Linked DNA regions of Homo sapiens: region 2 is linked to region 1. The links are chromatin contacts, found by Hi-C or POLR2A ChIA-PET in ENCODE. All regions are on one chromosome and are shown on one strand. Each heading gives the region's core, a stretch centred on a gene start or an enhancer-like site at or near the end of the contact. The rest is flanking DNA. Distances are from core to core; before and after follow the strand shown. Region 1 overlaps RASA1 (RAS p21 protein activator 1). Region 2 overlaps MIR4280HG (MIR4280 host gene).

Evidence for each region. A loop is a pair of places that touch in the nucleus more often than their neighbours do. ChIA-PET counts read pairs that join two places held with the same protein, here RNA polymerase II (POLR2A). Pooled maps may share reads with other maps.
Region 2: a pooled map shows a loop between it and region 1 (2.2-fold over the local background). The contact joins two enhancer-like sites. A Hi-C loop is called at or near these places in 1 of 168 maps with a recorded cell type or tissue (GM13976), 23 of 37 single-sample maps with no recorded cell type and 5 of 50 pooled maps. POLR2A ChIA-PET finds 5 or more read pairs at or near these places in 3 of 52 experiments (activated CD4-positive, alpha-beta T cell, activated CD4-positive, alpha-beta memory T cell and naive thymus-derived CD8-positive, alpha-beta T cell).

The regions. Positions count from the first base shown.
Region 1 is chr5:87,338,500-87,343,485 of GRCh38, reverse strand. It overlaps RASA1 (RAS p21 protein activator 1), which reads right to left. Exons shown (of 25, transcript NM_002890.3): 6 at 2,165-2,196. It also overlaps a transcript of CCNH not described here. Among named protein-coding and RNA genes, the nearest start is that of CCNH, 72 kb to the left of the region's middle. Within about 2 kb of position 2,650, at least 4 of the 41 ENCODE cell types and tissues checked have a DNase peak (open chromatin) inside an H3K27ac peak, as active enhancers do.
Region 2 is chr5:87,101,660-87,106,702 of GRCh38, reverse strand. All of the region lies in intron 1 of MIR4280HG (MIR4280 host gene), which reads left to right. It also overlaps the pseudogene RN7SKP34. Among named protein-coding and RNA genes, the nearest start is that of MIR4280, 11 kb to the left of the region's middle. RefSeq lists a silencer at 4,585-4,785. Within about 2 kb of position 3,627, at least 2 of the 41 ENCODE cell types and tissues checked have a DNase peak (open chromatin) inside an H3K27ac peak, as active enhancers do.

The DNA.
Region 1 (4,986 bases), core at 1,401-3,900:
ATTAGTAATGAATGGTGAGCATTTTTTCATATACCTGCTGGCAGTTAAGGATAATGTGATTCAATCTAGGTAGATTATTCCAGCTACTGGAAAAAAGGATTTGATGAGGCTAAAGAGTCAAGGGAGATCAACTTGGAGGTTACTGTTATATCAAATCCTGGCAGGAGATTTAAAAAGTCCTGAACTAGAATGTAGTTATTTAAGATTTGAGAAGGCGGTAAACATTTAAGAAATACTTTAAGAGATAAAGTCATCAGGACTTGGTGCCCATATCATGTAAATAGGGAGCTGGAAAGAAATTCAACCAAAGTTATACCATCTATTTAATCTCAAAGGTTACTTGTAGATGTTACTGAGGACACTTTAAAGAATTTAAAGTACTGCGACAGTCCCTATATTAGGAAATTAAAGGGAACAAACATACACATAAAATAAACCAACAATGCAAATTTAAGTTATGCCCCAATTAAGAAATTACATAAAGTTAAGAAAAATGGAAGAATGACAATGCTATCAGATAAAAAGACTTCCGAGTGAAAGTGGGATTTATATTTTATACTATGAGAAAACTGATGTAGCTTTAAATGTTTACTAGCATTTAACCTATATTTTTAAATTTAAAATTCCATTGCTATTATCTAAAATAAAAAAACCTAGATTTATGGTCTTTTTTTGAAAATCAGAAGGATCTAACAACACTAGACTCACATTCCTACACATATCAACTAGACAACTAGACAAAGTGATTACCTTACAATAGGCAAACACTTTCTAGTTTTCTACTTCCCACAGTTTTCCCTAACACCGTGAGTGAATATTAGTTGCCATTTATTACCACACGTACAGTGTTGTTTTTTGACAGTAGGGACACAGTTCCATGTACCTTGATCTCTAGCAACGAGGGAAAATAAGAAAGATCAAGATTATTGTGTCTAAAGAAAACTGGGAATATATATACTTGACCCGCTTCACTTGCTTACATTGTCTGTCTGATTCTTCCAAGCATTAATTAGAATTTGCAACTCCTAGCTGGGCACAGTGGCTCATGCCTGTAATTCCAGCACTTTGGGAGGCCGAGGCTGGTAGATTACTTGAGGTCAGGAGTTCAAGACAAGCCTGGCCAACATGGCAAAACCGCATCTCTACTAAAGGTACAATAACCAGCCTAGCATGGTGTTGTGCGCCGGTGGTCCCAGCTACTCAGGAGACTAAGGCAGAGAATCGTTTGAATCCAGGAGGCAGGGGTTGCAGTGAGCAGAGATCGTGCCATTGCACTCCAGCCTGGGCAACAGAGCAAGACTCTGTCTCAAAAAAAAAAAAAAAGAAAAAATAACAAAAAAGAATTTGAAACTCCTGATATAGGTAGAGAGGAGACTTCAAACTAATACAAACAGCAGGGTACAGTCTCACTAATGGAATCTATTTTGTAGCTACAAGAAACAATAAAAATGAACTCAGAATATATCTTACATATTCCACTTACAGAAGGGTGAAGCATTAAACAAGGTGACTGCAAATGGAGTAGTCAGTTGAATGTTTTTATATTCTAATGGTTAGAAAACAGAAAAAGCAAACACTTGAGGCAAGCCTCAAGTTCCATCCCTAAATGCTGAAAGATAAGAAAAAATGTTGTACTGAAAAGATATTAGGAGATGAATAGTCTATTAAAATGTGAGTAAGAGAGAATTGGGATTAATGGTTCAGATCTTCAAAAGAAAACTTACATATACATAAAATCAGTCTGAAGATTATGAAAAAAAAAGACCTTGCTGAATCTTATTAAAATTGTGAAGAACCGTTATTTTGGGGGGATAAAAGATGTGGCTATAAAACAAGAAATACTATGAATAACCAAGAAATACTATGAATAATTTTAAAATGTGCCAAATTGTGACATTCATAATGTTATAAATGTAGTGTTTATTCAAAGTCTTCAGTGTGGTGATAAAAAGAGTTATATTTAGTTATCAGCTACCTTTTATTTAAAAACAAGACTTTATCACTAGATCCTTAAGAAAATATTTAGAAATCAGTTCCCTAAGCCAAATTTAAAAGTTAAGTCAGTCCAAAACCTTAAAAAACAATTTTTTTGGCCAAAGTTTTCCAATTAGTAAATTTACAATATAGATTTTTTTTTTCATTTTAATAATTAACACAAACTCACATTTTTCCTTCATGTGGATCTTCTTCCCGGCCCTAAAGGGAAGACATTAAGACAGTATTTTATATAATTAACTATTAATCAATTTTTATTAAAATTCATGAAAATCGTATCTGCAAACATATCCCCACACTATCCTTATTTATGTTTATATAAAAAAAGATGTTTCTGTTCAGTAAATATCTTTCCAAACCTCTCTTAATCTTTTCTTGTTGCCATTACCCTAACTCAGGCCCTCTTATCGACTTTTCTTAAACAACAGCCCAACTAATATAATTATGTCCTACTCCACCACTCTAATCTGGATACATCAGTTTCAACAGCAGCTGTGCCCTACATTAAGAAAAACCAAACAAAAAAAAAACACCTCTCTACTGCCTACAAATTTCTCATTCTGCAACTGAAGTCGTTTACCACAGGACTCAAGTCTACATTTCCTGTCTCATACTACCAATTGTTTTTTGGTTCCTATACCATGGTCACACATAACTTCCTATTTGCCAATCTCCCACCACTGTAGCTTGTACTTTTTGTTCTTAGAATGTACTTTCCACTTTTTGCTTTCTACTTGTTAGATAAATACCTAACCAATCTGGGAAGGAACTATCTCAAATGCTACCTCTTCAGTAAGACATTCTGAGCCCGTAAAAAGTGAACATCAACTTCTACTTTCAATATAAAAGACATCCCCCTTTTACTATGTTTTGAACTTTATTTTATTCTATATTCCTCTGATTTAAGATACAATAGTGTTACTCATTCCACTATTATGGAGAAAAATGGTCTAACTACATGTGGATTTACTTCTCACAATTTGGTCCTCACTCATTAAATACCTAATCAAACTAAAATCAAACACTCACTGAATGTTACTATATCCAAGGGAGTAGGCTTAAAAAAAAAAACTATAAAAATGAATAGCATTATCATTGTGTCACTGCCCAAAAGGAGTTAATCTCTTGTAGAAGAGTTTTACACAATTATTAATTTTAGACAGTGTAACAGAATGCAGAATTAGCAAGGTGCTATGGAAATACAGAAGGAAACAATTTTGCCTAAGAGACTCCAGAAAGGCATAAATCCTCTGTGAAACAGGGATGACATATGAACTGAGCTCATAAAGATGAATCAAATTTTACAAGGCAATCTATCAGGGCAAGAATGTCAAGGAAGAGGGAAAACTATAAACATAGAAACATTCATTTACTCAACAAACATTTTCTGAATGCCTACTAATGCCAGACACTATTCTAGGCAATGGTAATACATCAGTGAATCAGAGACAAAAATCCCTCCCCTCAGAGAGCATACATTCTAGAGTTAATACATGAAAGTATAAATGTGTTTGGGGAACTGTAATTAGAATTTTAGAAGGAGAAATTCCTTAAATCTAACCACTAACTGAATGCCCGAAACATCTTCACAGACTAGACAATGTCCAAATGGTTTTTCAATCTACAAAGAATTCACTACCCTCTAATAAAGCCCATCATGAAAGTTATTCTACATATTGGAGTGAAAATTGTTTATAAATGACGTGGAATTACTCCACTATTAATTTATAATGTTACTATATTCATTTTTAGCAACCACATCACATTATTCACTCATACTGAGTTGCTAACTTTTTCCTTGATCCCTTGTACTGATGTGAGGTCATGTCTCCTTATTCTGGTTTGGGTTGTTATTATTATTTTTCTGTATACATTGAGTAATTTTCACTTTTCTTTAAAGGTTATCTTGTTAAATTTGATCCAGAATTCCAAGAGCTCAAGAAAAGTTCAACTATAGTGCAATTTCTTGAAGTAATCAGGATGGAGAAGATGGTGGTACAGCAAGGAGAGGGAAACCCAAACTAAAAGTTGTAACTAACAAATTTTATAGGAAAACTATCATAGTAAGATGCTTCAGTACGAATACTGTTTGCCTATATGGAGTAAATATCTCTTTTACTGTAGAATACAGAATACTAATCTAGGAATTAGGAGTCCTAATCCTAGCTCTTTCACTAAATAACTATATGACTATGAGTATGGACTGTATCACACCATTTCCTCAACTTTTCCCACCTCTACTCAGTATGTTTTACTTCTATGGATCAAGATTTGGTTGCCAGAATAGGCAGGTAAGAGAATTAATAGGAAAAAACAATATTCTCCACTGCAGTCTTCCAGGAGCAATACTCTTCAGAATATTATCAGGTCTGTGGCATAATTTAAAAACAGTAGCTTTGAAGGCTGTAAAAGACAACAGAAAGCCACTCCATCTCACTAGAAAAATCCGAAAGGAAAGGGAGAATTCCAAAGTTATAATGTACAATATATTTGATACTGAGTATTGTCTCTGAAATATAAAAGCCATTCAAATGCTGACCTGTTATTAAAAATGCACCTGGTAATTGATACCATGATAACGTATTATATGATGGAAACAAAAACAAGGACGAGATTCAAAATGTAGAACCATGTGATAATATATGTATAATATAAATGAATTCTTCCAAGTTTACTGGAAAATTATATATATATTTGAAAGATAAAGAATCTAAAACCAAACATGTGTAACCAGTTGAGGTTTCATGATCAGACTGATATAACTTCACTTATGAGGAAGAAAAGGACGGCAAAAAAAAGAACAAAAATAAGCACAAATAGGCCGGGCACTGTGGCTCATGCCTGTCATCCCAGTACTTTGGGAGGCTAAGGCGGGTGGAACACTTGAGGTCAGGCGTTTGAGACCAGCCTGGCCAACATGGTAAAACCCCATTTCTACTTAAAAAAAAAAAAAATTTTATATATATATATATATATATATATATATATAAA
Region 2 (5,043 bases), core at 2,378-4,877, 240 kb after region 1:
CTTGTTGCCCAGGCTGGAGTACAATGGTGCGATCTTGGCTCACCGCAAACTCTGCCTCTGGGGTTCAAGCGATTCTCCTACCACAACCTCCTGAGTAGCTGGGATTACAGGCATGTACCACCACGCCCGACTAATTTTTTGTATTTTTAGGAGGGATGGGGTTTGTCTATGTTGTTTAGTCTGGTCTTGACCTCCTGACCTCAGGTGATCTGCCCGCCTCGGCCTCCCAAAGTGCTGGGATTACAGGTGTGAGCGGTCACGCCCGGTCGAATATTCTAATATACTTTTTTAGTTATTGAAAGTTACCAATAACTGGAATTTATTCATTTTGATGAAATAAATAAATGAAATTCCTGTTCATTCATTTGACAGTTATTGAGCACCTACTACATACAAAGCATTGATATAGCTGTCCTAGAAATTACAATGATATTATCACCAATTACTAACTTTTAGGTGGTCAAGGTGCATGACTAGTACCGTATCCCAGTTGGATCCTCAATACTTGCTATGATGCTTGGCACGTGGCAGTTTCTTTTTTTTTCTTTCTTTTTTTTTATTATTTTTTTATTATTATACTTTAAGTACTAGGGTACATGTGCACAATGTGCAGGTTTGTTACATATGTATACATGTGCCATGTTGGTTTGCTGCACCCATCAACTCGTCATTTACATTAGGTATATCTCCTAATGCTATCCCTCCCCCCTCCCCCAGCCCCATGACAGGCCCTGGTGTGTGATGTCCCCCTTCCTGTGTCTAAGTTTTCTCATTGTTCAATTCCCACCTGTGAGTGAGAACATGCAGTGTTTGGTTTTCTGTCCTTGTGATAAGTTTGCTCAGAATGATGGTTTCAAGCTTCATCCATGTGCCTACAAAGGACAAGAACTCATCCTTTTTTATGGCTGCGTAGTATTCCATGGTGTATAGGCACATGGCAGATTCTTATGAACTACTTCCTGAAGAAATGAATATATGATATACGATAATTTAAAAGTTCATTTAGTGCTCCCTAAAACTTTTTATAATTAAAACAGATTTTTTTTCCTGTTGTTTGGTATGTGTATTGATTACCCCATACATTTGTAAGGAGAAAATGCTATCCATAGTTATTAATGGTGCCTCCAGCACTACCTGTGTTTTCTTCATGCCTCCAGTTCCCACCTTCACTGTGGTTCCACTTCTTCCATTGCACTTCCATTCCACCTGTACTGTGATTCCAGCTTCTTCCAGATGACCCCAAGCCTTAGAAACTGGTAACATGACCTCCTTCCTTTGTTCCTCCAACCTAAGAGTAGTAAGGACATTCTGCTTTTGCTAATCTCTGGGAAGTTTCACTGTCCTAATTGACTTTTAAGCTCTTCCACTAATTCATTATCTTTGTTTCAAATACTTAGATGATTCCCTTGATTGTACATGGTCTAATATAATTTTATTACTGTCTTATTTTCTTTAGGATCTTTATCACTATCTGTAATTATTTTTATTACTGCCTGTACTATCTGTGTTGTGCTGTACTGCTACTGTTTTACCTGAGTAGAATGTAATATCCAAAAGGACAAGACTTGTTGTCTTATTTATGACTATATGCCCAGCTCTAGCACAGTATGTAGCACATGGTAGTTGCTTAATAAATGGTTTCTTAGTAAATATGTCTGGATAAATTTCTGAAGCTTTCAAATACATTAGTAGCAATGGCACACATGGTGTTCTCATACTAATTTGTTATTTTAACACTAAACTTAGTGAAAAGGCCATTATTTTTGTTTTTGTAATCCAGATGGAAATAGGGTATTTTAATTTCTTTTAGAAGAGGGTGAAAAAAAGCATCTAAGAAGTTTGATAATAAGATTCAGAGTTCTAAGCTGGATCAAGACTTACAAATTCAAATGGATTATTCTTATGAAGCTAAGGTGTCCCCATTCTTAACAAAATATTCTTTTATATATTGGTGTGTATATACTTTTAGATTGTAATCTTAATGCCACATGGATGTTCAATTATTTTGCCAATGCTGTGATTTCTTTCAGGTTACCTGCCATCAACCAAAAATGCAGGAAATTTCTTACTTTGCAGGCAAAACTGACATAGCATTTTGTGTCCTAAATGATGTCCTAATAAATATCAGAAATTTTTTTCCTTTGGTGGCATTATTTTTAATGATTTTACTATTCATGGTGTTTTCAGTTGCTAAAAACAATGCTTCTTTTAGAGTCTTGTATAGATTTTGTGGAACAATCAAGACCCAAATATCTTAAAATTAAAATGTACTTTTTGGTAAGTAGCTATAGAAAAACAAATCTGGCATGTGATATTTATTAGCTCATTTAGGAATCTAGCCTTGCACTTTCCCCTTTTCTGCTTTTGTTTATAGTTTTCTTTTAGCCAGTGGGGATACATTCTTTTCCTTTCCTTTCAAATATTGAAATCCTAGTTACAGAAATTTCCCTTCCTTTATGAAATCTTCCTAAGGCTTCCCAAATCAATTAACTGCATTTTATTTATACTTCACTCTCACTAATTGAATCAAGTTTTTGCATTCATTTGCTTATTTTTTCTTTTGACAGTGACAATCATTGTGTTAATCTGAGTAACAGTGAGAAAAAGGAGAAAAAAAATGTGCCTTCTTGAACTTACCCTTAACTGGGGAAGACATATGAGACAAACTAATATGAAGTAAATATATAATAACATATTGTGGCAATTGTTATGAAGAAAAACAAAAGTATAAGAGAAATGCTAACAAAGAAGATTCATTTAGATTTAGGAAGAGATGAGCCTTTCTGAAGAAGTAATATTTAACCTGAGAGCTGAAAGTTGCATATCATTTTATTGCAGTTATTTGCATACTTGGGTATTCCCCTGCTAAATCTAGGTTCCTGTCTACACATTCAATTGTATTGCCTCTACAGGATCTGACATGGGACCTTGCCTGTTAGGCTGGTTCAGTATAAATGTTGCATGCACTGAAAAGGATTTGCACAGTTGGCAAAAACCAAACTTGATACATTCATTTTGGTTCTGAATAAATGTTTCAAACTCCCTTTTGTCTTGAACTAGACACTTTGAACTGAGTCCTTGACTGATTAGGAGGCACTGGGATGGGGGTGAGGGGAGAAGCAATGTTTGCGGCTGGCTGGGTCTTCATCAAAAGATGAAACTCGTGAGATATTAACTTTAATTCTGCTTATTTTCATTTTCAGCCCCCCAGGAAAACACTGGGAGGGAATTCCATGGGTAATCTTTGTCTTTATGAACGTCTAGAGGATTCTACCATAAAATTAGGAAAGATAAGTTAGAAATGTTGAAACATAGAAAGTATTATAACTAGAACGCATTTAATACTTGTATTTTTAATTTTTGAGACAGTCTTCCTCTGTCACCCAGGCTGGAGTGCAGTAGCACTATCTCTGCTCTCTGTAACCTCTGCCCCCCGAATTCAAGCAACTCTCTTGCCTCAGCCTCCCAAGTAGCTGGTATTACAGGTGCATACCACCATGCTGGCTAATTTTTGTATTTTTAGTAGATGGGGTTTCACCATTTTGCCCAGGCTGGTCTTGAACTCTTGACCTCAAGTGATCTGCCTGCCTTGGCCTCCCAAGGTGCTGGCATTACAGGTGTGAGTCACTGTGCCCAGCCCAATACTTGTATTTTTAGAAATGAGAATGGCCATATTTCAATTTATGTGCATGAGTTTTACTACTATTGCCCTGTGATAAATACACAAGCTGTGCTATTTAGCAATCCTCACCAAAATTGATTTTCGAGTTAGATACCTTTGATGGGAGAATACAGCTGTTTTCAAATTAGAATTGGTAAATCCTAAAGCATTGCATTTGAAAATGATTAAATAGAGAGATGTGAAGTGATTTGGCTACAACACTAACCCCTTGTTCATTTCCAGGATATATTCAACTGGTCTGGCTGGTGAGGTAGATGTTACCATCCTTCTCATTTCTCTTTGCTTCAACTTAAATTTTACATTCAGGATAAGACATTTAGTGTGCCTCTTTTGGGACTGATGAAGATCCCAAACAAGCAATGTGGGGGAAAGAGTCTGAATCTAGACCCTTACAGCAGGAGTCTGTCTGTCATATAGGACATGCAGGTTGGTGAGTCTAACTGGAGAAAATAGGATTTCTCCAGTTTCCCTCTCCTGCCCAAAGGAAATCAAACCCTCATTCTCCTTCCAAGCAGTGCAGGCCTCATGGCAGTTTTGGAAGAGTGGTAATGATTATATTTAAGTAACGGAGGCAATAAAATAATGTGTTAGAACTGAAGCCAGAGAACTGTATAACAAGAATCTTACTACAATAGAGAAAGTTTCAGAGTGGCAGCATTTGTGCTACTGCTGGACTGGGGAAAGAAAAATTAAACACATTAACAAAGTACTTAATGGTTTGTTTGGACTGAATAGAAAATTAACATTGTTTTCTTTTATTCCTGTTGTCCAAAACCCATAACTGGATACTCCATTGTTGCAACACATTGTGATCTTAAGACATTTTCCAATTAATGGTATTGCTTCCTTAGGTGTGAGCTCTACAATTTAAAAAGCAGCCTATGTTCAAAGATGTATTTCGTATGGTGTCACTTTATCAGAAGAGCAATCTGCCATTTTTTGACAGCCAGTGACTTGTGGCTGAATCAGTGATACTTTAAAAAAGAACTCATTATCAGTCTAGTGAACAAAATATGCATTATAAGATTGTGCAGGATTATAACTTTCAATGTCAGTGATTTTTGTCTGCATGGGTGTGATAAATTGGGGATCAGCTGAAGCGGTTTCAAATATTTGCTATTTCATGAGATTAGCAAATTTAGACAGCCAAGGATTCCCTCCATTCTTCTTGGCATGAACCAGCTTTTCTTTTCTTATAAATAGTGTCACTCTGAGGAAAAATAAGGAAAAAAATGTAAACCAAGTTTTTATGACTGAGAAGTTGCCTTTTGAAGAAGAAGGAATCATTAATGTAGACATCTTTTATAAATATTAACAGACTTCATTTGAGGATTAAGGATGAATGAAATATGGGCTGTGCT